Regions from separate parts of the Mus musculus genome. Here region 1 is linked to region 2. Evidence: chromatin contacts called from ENCODE Hi-C or POLR2A ChIA-PET data. All regions are on one chromosome and are shown on one strand. The core of a region is the stretch at or near the end of the contact, and the rest is flanking DNA. Distances in the headings are between cores, read along the strand shown. Region 1 holds the start of Msl2 (MSL complex subunit 2). Region 2 holds the start of Pccb (propionyl Coenzyme A carboxylase, beta polypeptide).

Region 1 (5,587 bases), core at 429-2,928, 40 kb after region 2:
AGCATTTTGGTATACCATAAGCACACATATGTAAAAGGTTTGCACACCTCATAAGCTTCACTTTGTGAACGTGTACAGCGTTAGTATGTGCAAAAAATATCATGTCGGAAGAGCAGTTTCTATTTGTGCTACCCAAAAACGGGTTTGTATTTTGAGAGGGGAGAATCACGCTGTTAGGCTTTATTTATATCCAAGTGTCCTCAGCCTTCTGCAAAAAAGGCAAAAGCTTTGTGTGTGCGTGTGTGTGTTTTAATGCAGAACAACGAAGGACTCAGACACTTTCGGACTCTACAGAACCAGAGCATACATCGCGGGCTGTGTCCACGCACAAGGGCAGGCTCGCTGGGGACCTAGAGGAGTGGCTTTCAAACTTGTGGGCCAGCGCCTAGTCCACGGCCCGCCACGCGCTAGGTTCCGGGAGGAGGCCGGCGAGGCCGGGGCTGGGCTGCCATCCTCCCACTGGGGTCAACTCCGGTCCCCGAACACCCTCCCCCCACCTCCGCCCCACGGCGCGACGCGGGCAGCCCACGCGAGGGGAGACCGTGCCCGCTACCCCAATTCACCACAACCCACACGCCTGGGAGACCGGATTGGAGAGCACGTGGGGGAGGGGCGGAGAGCGCGTCCGGCTCGAAACCGAGCATGCTCCGTGCACGGAACCGTAAGTGGCGAGCCAGACATGCGCAGTGAGCTCGGGGTGTGCTGGCGGCGGGGCAGGGCGGGGCTGGCGTGAGCGGGCTAATGTGTTTATCCGGTTTTCTGGGTGGGCGGTCAAAGCGCACGCGTAAGGGCGAAAGGCGGTAGGGTCGGGGTGGGTGTGTTGGGGGGGTTTGTGCATGCGCAGTGAAGCCGGCAGCGCGGGGAGGGTGTGGAGGGGGCTTTTAGAGGAGAAGCAGGGGAAAAGGGAAGCGGAGGGAGAGGAAGGGCGGGGGGTGGGGGTGGGGAGGGGGGGTGAGAGCGCGCTGTGCGCATGCGTACAAGGGCTAGCGACGACGGCGGCGGGGGAGGCTCGGGGATGACAGTGTCTTTGCCCGTTGGGGTAACGGTCGTCGTTACCGGCCGGGCCTGAGGCGCCGCACCATCTACTGCGGCCGGAGTAGCCCCGGCCCAACGGAGCTAGAGCGGCGCGAGAAGAAGCGTGAGGGCGGCCAGGCGCGAGGGAGGGGCCTGCAGCGGGCCTGGTCGTGCGCGCTGGGTGGCGGCGGCGGCGGCCTGGCGGGGTGAGCTCGCTTAAACCGCGGCTGGGCAGGCAGGCGGCGGCGGCGGCGGCGGCGGCGGCGGCGCAGCACCGTGGCAGTCGCGCTTGGAGGAGTCGTCCGTGCCGTGCCGAAAAGATGGCCGGGCTGTGAGGGGGCGGCGCTTGCGCTGGTGACCCCAAGTGTGCGGCTGAGAAGCGGAGGGGCGCCGCCGTCGCCGCCTGCCTGCCTGCCTGCCTGCCTGCCTGCCGGGCCTGCTCCCCGCCCCCTCCCGCCGCCGGGCCCCGCGCGCACTTCCTCCCGGGCCTCCCTTTCGGGCGGGGGCCTCCCTCCCGCCCGCCTGCCGCGCCAGGCGCAGCGTGGGCCCCGCGTCCGGCATGGCGAGAACGGCAGCGGCGCGCTCCCGCCGCAGTAGCAGCAGCAGCAGTAGCAGCCACAGCAGCAACAGCAACCTCCGCCGCCGCGGCTGCTGGCACTAGACCCGGGAATCCGACGCCTGCGCCGTAGTCCCCACCGTCCCGCTGCCTCCGCGACGTCGCTGCGATGGAGTAAGGGCCCCGCCGTCGGAAGAGAAACGTGTGGACCGCTTGGACCCCACCGGGCCCGCTCCCGTGCGCGCCAGCTCCACCCGGAGGTGCCTCCGCGGCCGGACATGCTGCTCGAGCGCAGGCCGCCCGCCGAGCCGCGGGGCTAGAGCGAACCCGGAGCCCGTCCGGAGCACCCAGCCGCGGCCGTGTCGGACGAACTCGATCGCTGATTTCGCTTGTCTCTCTTTGGTCTGCAAGTCTCAGGGACAGAGGAGGGGCGCCGAGGCCCCCATGTGTGGGAGGATTGCTTCAGCTTCACAAACTTGCACGGATTTTGGTTGCTGCTTTGGCCAGGGGTTCTGCTCAGATTTCTTCCGAATTGTTTTAAATTCGCCATTGTTCCCTGGCTGCTTACAAACTTGGATCCGGAATTTCTTTTCAACCGGGAGCCATTGGTGTCGAAGTGTCTGCAATGAACCCGGTGAATGCTACTGCTCTCTACATTTCCGCGAGCCGCCTAGTGCTCAACTACGACCCCGGAGACCCCAAGGCGTTTACAGAGATTAACAGGCTCTTGCCTTACTTCCGACAGTCCCTCTCGTGCTGTGTTTGCGGTGAGACGCTTCTTTATTGTTCCCCTTTCCCTGCTTGTTTTCTAAAGTTCCTTTGGCAGTAGTAACGTGAACGGTTGGCCGGCCGGTAGTTCGTCTTAAGGGGTGGTACTGTGCAGTAGTACACGGTCGTTAGTTTTGAAAGTCGCCCAGGGACTTTTGCCCGGCGTTTCAGAAAGGCCGAGAGCCTTTTTCAGCCACCTTTGTACGGAGGCTTTAACGTTCAAAATGGTTTTATTTCGCTTTGACACATCTTTCTGGTGTTTTATTTTTTTAAAATACATTTTAAAAAATTCTTCGACGGCTTCACACGTATAGCGGTGATGTCTTAAATGGGGTTGAAATGCCAGCGGCATGCTGCCTTCTTTTTAAAACCTCTGCTGCGGGAACTGATTGAATACCATTGTCATTAAATGTGGTCAAACATTGTTAAGAAATATGCACTGCACTCGTGTTTTGCAGAGGGTGGATGGTATAATCTTGATGCACCTCCAGCCAGAGACCTCAGTGCCCCAGGTTCTACAACAGATGGTTTGAAGGTTAGCACTGACCTAATGAAGCTGATGGTACTTTTTAGTTGGTGAGATCTTTTTACAGACTAGATTTTCTGTAGTTTTAATGTCAGGTGGCCTGGCAGAGTCGCATTGTTTATTTACTTGCTTATTTAAGACAGGTTCCTACTATGTAGCTTAGGCGGACTTCGAACTAGTGGTCTTAGTGTCTCAGTCTCTTGAATGCCGGTATTTCAGGCATGCACAGCCATGTCCCGTTTCAGAGGATTATTTTAAGATTTTTTTCAAAGGGTATTAGCCCCTGTCGGTTACAATACTTAATCAATCGTAAGAGATGAGTGAAAATATTGTCTAACTGGAAAGTGTTTAAAGGGTGATGACTCGTGTTAACTGGGCACAAATAGTATTTGACACTCAGAAAACCAGAACGATTATCCTCTGTCCCTCTTGAGATGGTATAAGTCCTCCGCCTATTAGAAAACGAGACGTTTAATAGAAATGAGAGCAACAAGGAAGTACTGATGATGTTCTCCACTTACTGTGTTGGAGGCTTTGTTAACCCAGACTCTCTGTTCAGTCACAATTTAGACATTGAGGCCCTTGAAGTGGAGATAGTAATGGCTGAGCCATAGAAATGGTATTCAGGATTCATCCATCATTTTTGTATAGCTCAGGGCCGGACTCTGAGGGGTGCCAAAAGGGTGGAGATTGGGTTTTTCCTGGTTAGGTACTTAATTTCGTAAGCGTTTAAGCAACCAAGTGATTAAGCACTTGCCTTGACGACTAACACACAGTACTTACAGGGAAGCAGTCGCTCAGAGCAGATGACTAAACCGCTGCCTTAGGCCTCAGCGTCTTGGTGTGTGAAGTGAGGGCTTTAGGGCTAGGTGCTGTTAGTTTGCTTTCAGTTTAGATAAAGCCAAGGGGAGTGGACTGAGAATTTGCTTGGTTTAATGGTATTCTCTCTTGCAGTCTCATTTTTAATTTTTTAGTGGCGCTGGTCATCAAAATCAGGGCCCTGCCTCTGAGTTCACTTACAGAGCGTGTAAGCTTGAGGCTCTGGTGTGGCCCAACTTCTCCCTGACATGCCTCCCCCTTTGTTTTTGAGGAGGATCAGTAGGTTTGTTGAAGTGGTAAAGTAGGGGACAGACAGGTCAGTAAGGTCATGGCCATATTATTCTGTAGACAGTTGTACTTAGTAAAGGCATTTTCAGCTAACACTTGAAAATATGTTAACCCTCTTTACCAGATGGGCAGGTCTTAGCTCTGCTAGAAAATGGTGATTGTGGACGGTGCTTGGAACTTGAAAACCTTTGCTTTTTGCATCGCTGAGTGGGCAGCCCAGGGCTTTCAAGGGCCAGATAAGCATCCTGCTCTACACTATATTCTATCTCTCTCTCTCTCTCTCTCTTTCTTTTATTTTTCCGAGACATGTCTCACTACATATACTAGGCTGACTTCAAACTGATGAAGATCCTGCCTCAGTCTTCTCAGTGCAAGGATTCTTGGTGTGTTCCACCACGCCAGGTGGGATTTTAAATTATTCAGAGATGGTTTAACTAAGCATGGCCTTAATAATTTAAACATGGATTTAAAAAAGACATTAAATATAAAGTCACATTAAAAAGATTACTTTTATGTGTTTGGCTGTTTTGTCTGTGTGTGTGTGTATACACTGTGTGTGCTGTGCCTGAGGAGGTCAGAAGAGAGTTGTATCCCCTGGGAATGGAGTTCCTATTATGAGCTGCCATGTAGGTGCTGGGAGTCAAGCCCTGGTCTCCTGAAGAACAGTTTGTGCTCTTAACTGCTGAACTATCTCATTGGCCCTGAAGTTCCACATAAGAAGCCTATTTAATACTCAAGTCTTGGCAACACAATTGATTTTATGACTGTTTAACTTAGTGATTATTCTCTTTGGCTCTTGTCTCCTTTCCTTTCATATTATGGAAAAGGTTTGTGGGTTTTACTTAAAATTGGGTGGCCTTTCATGACATTTTGATAATAAGAGATACTGGTCTAAGTTTTTCCCCCATACCCCACAAGCCCATGATTATGAAGAGAAGGAGAAATTATTTTTATTCAGCTCTAGCACTGCTTATTTTTGTGCCAGGTGCAATCCTATAATTTTTTTTAAGGTCAAAAACAAGCTCACTAATAATATTCATGTGCAGTTTTATTTCATGAAAATAATAAATATGTGAAAATTAAATTTAATTCTGTCCTGGTGCTGTAAATAGGATGTTGTATTTGTGGTCAATATTCCACAATAAAATAGATGTTTTTATTTTGTTTTTACCTTTTTAAGCATGTTATTTATATTTTTCTTCCTTATGTTTCTTCCCCACTTTCTGGGGCTTGAACATGGGACCTTGTGCATATCATATACCATGGGACCTTGTGCATATCATATACATGTATAGTTGACTAGCTTGAACTAGGTCCTTAAACTAGTGACCGTCACTCCTCAGCCTTGTGAATACTTGCCACTAGAGTCCTGCATCCGTAGGGCCTGGCTTCCCTAAAGTTTCTCTTGCCTTAAGATAATGCTCACTTTCTGTAAAGGTCCTAAAACTCAATTTGTTCCCTTCTGTGAATGTTCCTTGCTCACTCTACCTCTATAACTCTTCGTTGTAGTTGTTAGGCTATGTTATAGTTCCTTTCAACTCAGATTTGATAGTTATCTTAGGACCTGCTGTATGTATGTCTCTGGGGGGAAAACTGTTTGTTGTGCATTTTGTGCT
Region 2 (5,055 bases), core at 706-3,205:
AGCCTCCACCTCTTAGGCTCCCAAAACCTCAAATCTATAAATTCCTTGTCCTACTGTGTTAAGAAAACAGCACATATACACATTAAACAAACAAGAAGAAAAATTTTAAAACTTTAAATTAGATATTCTAATAAAACAGTAAAGCCGGGCAGTGGTGGCGCACGCCTTTAATCCCAGCACTCGGGAGGCAGAGGCAGGCGGATTTCTGAGTTCGAGGCCAGCCTGGTCTACAAAGTGAGTTCCAGGTCAGCCAGGGCTACACAGAGAAACCCTGTCTCGAAAAACAAACAAACAAACAAACAAAAAGTAAAAGCCAAAGAGGCTGTGGAAAGAGGCTGTGGAAAACAAATGTACTTTGGGGGGAAATAATCTAACAACTACGGAGATAGACAGATAGATAGATATATAGATAATAGACAGATCGATAAATTTTAAGATATTCATACTTTCTGGTCCTCTTTTAGGACATCTGATTCACGGACATAATGAAAAACTTGCTTAAAGGGAACACAAATTAGCCTCCCAACTAAATAAACTCTGACAGCAGAAAACCTGCTCTGAAGGCCTTAATGTAAGAGCATCAGGATCTTGCCTGGGGTGCAATAGGCAACTGAGCAAGGGTGTCCCAAGAGAAAGGTTACCAGAGCAGTGACAGGCTTTCCCAGGGAACTTAATAGCCCTTCAGAGGGACCCCAAGGGAGAGAGGGCTTATGGCTCACCATAAACCTTACAACCACATTTACATCCCTAAGTGTCAAGAGGAATAAATAGTTTTCCTTGAGCATTTTTCTTTTTTCAAACCTAACTCAGGACATCTGAATCAACATTTGACCCAGATTTTCACACACTTGGGTAAGACTTGCATGCCCTTCACAGGAGCCCTTCCCTTAGGGAACCTTCATGTTAACTTATCCAGCTCTTCTGCCTGGACTCACTCAGTTGTCAAGGACACACTGGGCAAGTCTGGCTTCAAGTCTAGGGTCACCTCTTCCAGCTTCTGTTGTTTTTTGTTTTTCTGCTGCTAAATGACCTCCCCAGAAGAAGCTCAAATGTGATTCCCGCCTCAGCTGCTCTCAGCAGAGTAGCCTGAGAGTTTATAGAAAGTCCACCTGCTTCCTATGCAGCAGATCGATACATGAACCTCTCAAGAGGCCAACCAGACTTCCTCGGTCACAGGCGTCACAAATCCCCAGCACGCAGGGAGACAACACACCAGGTTAATGTGAACATAACCAAGTTTTTTCTAATACTTCGTGCCTGGGTTTTACTGCTTCCTTCCCCGAGAAGAGGGAAGGGAAAAAAAAAAAAAAAAAAAAAACTGTCATAAACACTTTCAGGCAGCGGGAGAACAATCCCGTCTTTTAAATTCAGAGCCTGTGGCCGATTAACGTGGCAATCTTATTCAAACAAGACCTGGAAGACATTATTCTGTTTACGGTGCTTTCTAAAGACCACCTTTCCCAAAAGTTCAAAGCTGCTAAGTGGAGCGCAGCTGGAGACCGGTCACATCCATCCATCCATCCGACGACCAATGCCCACCACCACCGCCTGGGGACCTCCCTAAGTGGTGCAGATGTCTACTGACACCCGAGGGGGCTCTAGGTTCTCCAGGTGGACGTTCTCGCCGCGCCCCTCCCAGGCGCAGCGCCTATTGGCTGGGAGGCTCGTGCGCCGCGAGCCCGGCGCGCTGTGATAGGGCGGGAGCGGAGGGGGCGGGACGCACTGGCGCCCGTGACTCACTCGCTTGTGCTGCGCGTCGATGCGGCGCTGGCCTCCTCCCAGCAACGCTGCATGGCGCTTGTTGTCGATGCGCTCTTTAACTGAAACCGGCTGGCTGCAAAGGCCGCGGGTCGTGATGCCGAGGCCGCAATTCAGAACGCTGAGCCTCGCTCCAGCCGCCACCGCCCGAATCCTAATCGCCGCCGCCATTTTTTTTTTTTTTTTTTTTTGACTGCCAGCGTGACACACACTGCACCTCAGGACGCATGCGCAGAGAGCGTAGACATTGCGAGTCTGCGCCTGCGCGTCGTCGCTGGCCCTAAAGCTGGTAGCAGTCACAGGCTTGCATTCAGGCTCAAGGCGGTCCTGTTCTAGGAAATACCTGCCTCTCAGCTCTGTGCCCGTGTAGCCACACAGAACAAGGACTTCATTCCTCGTTCTGCGTTAGCCATCTAAACTCCAGGCTTCGTCGACCCTCTTCCCCCCAAAAATGAATAGATAATGAGCTCTGACCAACTTTTACCAAATGCTGTGCCAGGTTTTGCTCTTAAAACTTAGCCTTGAAATAATTTATATCCAGATTTCAGAGATGGGATACACAGGAACAGAAGTAGGTTTGTATGGCGTCAAGACTGAAATGTTTTGTGAGCTACGTATTGAGCTCCAGAGAGGGTCTCTTAAAGGGGAGAGGAGCTGGGAAGCTACTTGGCTCAGTGCTAAGTTAAAGCCTTTGCCAGCCTGAGTATGAGGACCAAAATTGGGGTCCCCAAACTCAGTACTCAGCCAGAGTAATGAGTGTCTGTACAGAGAGGTTGCCTAGGTGAGATAGCTGACAGAAATAAAAGAATCCCAGGAAGCTCACGGAACAGCCACCCTAGCATGTACAGAAGCAAATGAGACCCAATTCTCACACAAATAAGGGGACCATTGACACCCCATGTTGTCCTGTGACTTCCACATGTGCACGCCCAAACTCTGATACACACAAATTATTTGATGTTTTTTAAGTTTGTGACGAGACACAGAATGGTGAAGTAAACTTTTAGAGACCATTGTGCTAGGTCTAGGCTCCATAGGGTTTTACAGTAGGGGAGAGAGGTTGGCCTCAACCCCGAATACACCAAAGACAAGATGTATCGGGGAGGGAGCTCAATGGATAGAAAATTAATAGGGAACACAGGGCAAGGAGCAATCTGACAAACAACGTTTGCTTGGTTGAAGGCAAGCCAGGGTGCTCAGACATCATTTGGGGGACAGTGGAAGAAGAACCTTATCAAATATGGAGGGCGATCCCTCATCAAGGGTGGAAGATTCTGGCATAACTGACTTAGCAGGATTCTTGGCAAAGCTACCCTCTAGAAGAGAGGACCTGGGAGCCAAGGTCAGTTCTATTCAAGAGATGCTCAGTAGAGCCTGACCGAAGTTTGGTCAAGAAGAGAATCTTGTCAACACAGCGGCTTTGGCATTAGCTGGGAGGAAATAGGAAAAGTAAACTAGGAGCAGACTGCTCGGGCTCAGACCTACTAATCAGAGGGGATGCAAGGCGGCGGCGGGGGCGGGGGGCGGGGGCGGGGGGGGGGGGGGGAGGCTGCTGACCTCTTAGCAAGGACCCTTTAGTCAGTTCAGATGCTAACATCTGAGAAGTGCTGCTCCAGTGCTTTCGAAAACTCTACTATGAATGCTTTCTCATCTGTTTACCCAGCGAAGTGGCAGGTCTTTAAGGCAAAGTACAAGGTGCATATTTCTCATTCTTAGCCAAAAAATAAAAAATAAAAAAATAAAAAAAGCCTGCCAGAGTTGATTATTAACCCTTCCTAAATCCACCTCACTCCACCTCTCTGCAGGACTCCCACAGAGTTCAAATTCTGGCCTGAGACTTTAACGTTAATGTCATTTTATTTATTTATTTCATTTACGTTTTGAGGCTCTCTCTCTCTTAAACTGGCCTGGAACTCATGATGTAGACAAGATTGGCCCGAAATTCAGAGATCCACCTGCCTCAGCCTTTCAAGTACTGGGATTAAACATGGCTGAATAATCATCTTTGAGCCACCTACTTGCCGCAAGTTGTGTTTCTTAGAACTGTTTCCCTCAACATAGACAGAAGCTGTCCAAGGTCTGAAGACTCCTGACTGGGCAAGGAACTCCTACATCTACGGGACACCAGATGAGAGAGCTCTTGGCCCTGCTTTTTTTTTTTTTTTAAGATTTATTTATTTATAGAGCCTTGGCACCCTTCATGATGGTGGGGAACTGGGGGTGGGGAAGCCTGAGAAACCCTTGAGTTCTTATGTCTCTCCCAGGACAAGAGCCCAGGCATCTGATGTTAGAACAGTCTGGATAAGGTCATCTCTACCAGTTACCTCTGTGTGATCTTGGACAACAGCCTCGGTTCCCACTTCTACTAAGTGGGAGTAGCTTTGTGTCATAGACTTACATGGCTTAAATGGGAGACAATGTGTAATGCTTAAAGATGCATGCAACCGTGAAGTGCTGGTTAAATTGTTGTCTAATAGATTACTAGTAGTTTCCTAAAGTAGACAGTCTCCTCCTCCTCCTCCTCCTCCTCCTCCTCCTCCTCCTCCTTCTTCTCCTCCTCCTCCTTCTTCTCCTCCTCCTCCTCCTCCTTCTCCTCCGCCTCCTCCTTCTCCTCTGCCTCCTTCTCCTTCTTTTTTTTTTTTTAAAAGACATGACCTCCCCGTGTAGTATGATAGGCTTAAAGTCATGTACCACCACACCTGGCTGAAATAGAGACTCTGGTCTTTTACTGAAAACTCCTCAGAGTGGAAGGAGAGTAACACAGCACATTTGTTTACTCTCAGACACAATGAACGAGTGGCCAGGAACCAACAGTAAAGCCTCAGTAAAGGCTCTTTAAGAGAAAGCTCCTTCTAGGCAAGAGAATAGTCGCTGGCCAGGGTGGAGCCCTGACGTTCCAGTTGAGCAAGTCAGTTTCCTGTCCGAGGGGCCACCCTTAGGAAGGTGGGTTCCGTTAAGAAAGCTCAGAGGGGTAATTAGTCTTTCAATGGCATGTGGTACTTTTTCCTTCCCAGGATCTCCACCCCTAAAACGGTGGCTTACCAGGCTGAAGCCTTGCAGCTTCGCAAGTCTGTCCACTTTTCTAAGTGATTCAGAAAAGTGTCACTTTCCCTGTCTTCTGTCTGTCCCTCCGCTAAGTATGTCTTCCCTTACTCTTTGGGCTTCCCGAACAGTTTGGACCTCCTTACCCTTTCTCTGAAGTTCTCTACCATATGACTGCTTGTCCACTGTGCTTCTAACCTCCCTACCAGCTCAAACAATACGTCCCCCCCCTTCTCTCCCTCTCATTCCCCTCCT

Evidence for each region. A loop is a pair of places that touch in the nucleus more often than their neighbours do. ChIA-PET counts read pairs that join two places held with the same protein, here RNA polymerase II (POLR2A).
Region 1: a loop to region 2 is called in a map of left cerebral cortex, with 8 times the contacts of the local background. The contact joins the promoter of Msl2 here to the promoter of Pccb in region 2. A Hi-C loop is called at or near these places in 14 of 37 maps with a recorded cell type or tissue (adrenal gland, gastrocnemius, heart and 2 more). POLR2A ChIA-PET finds 5 or more read pairs at or near these places in 5 of 5 experiments (Patski and embryonic stem cell).

What each region holds. Positions count from the first base shown.
Region 1 is chr9:101,073,084-101,078,670 of GRCm38, forward strand. Msl2 (MSL complex subunit 2) reads left to right here and starts at 1,679. Exons shown (of 2, transcript NM_001100451.2): 1 at 1,679-2,337. The coding sequence starts at 2,196. It also overlaps the pseudogene Gm46140.
Region 2 is chr9:101,032,929-101,037,983 of GRCm38, forward strand. It overlaps Pccb (propionyl Coenzyme A carboxylase, beta polypeptide), which reads right to left and starts at 1,956. Exons shown (of 15, transcript NM_025835.3): 1 at 1,741-1,956. The coding sequence starts at 1,929.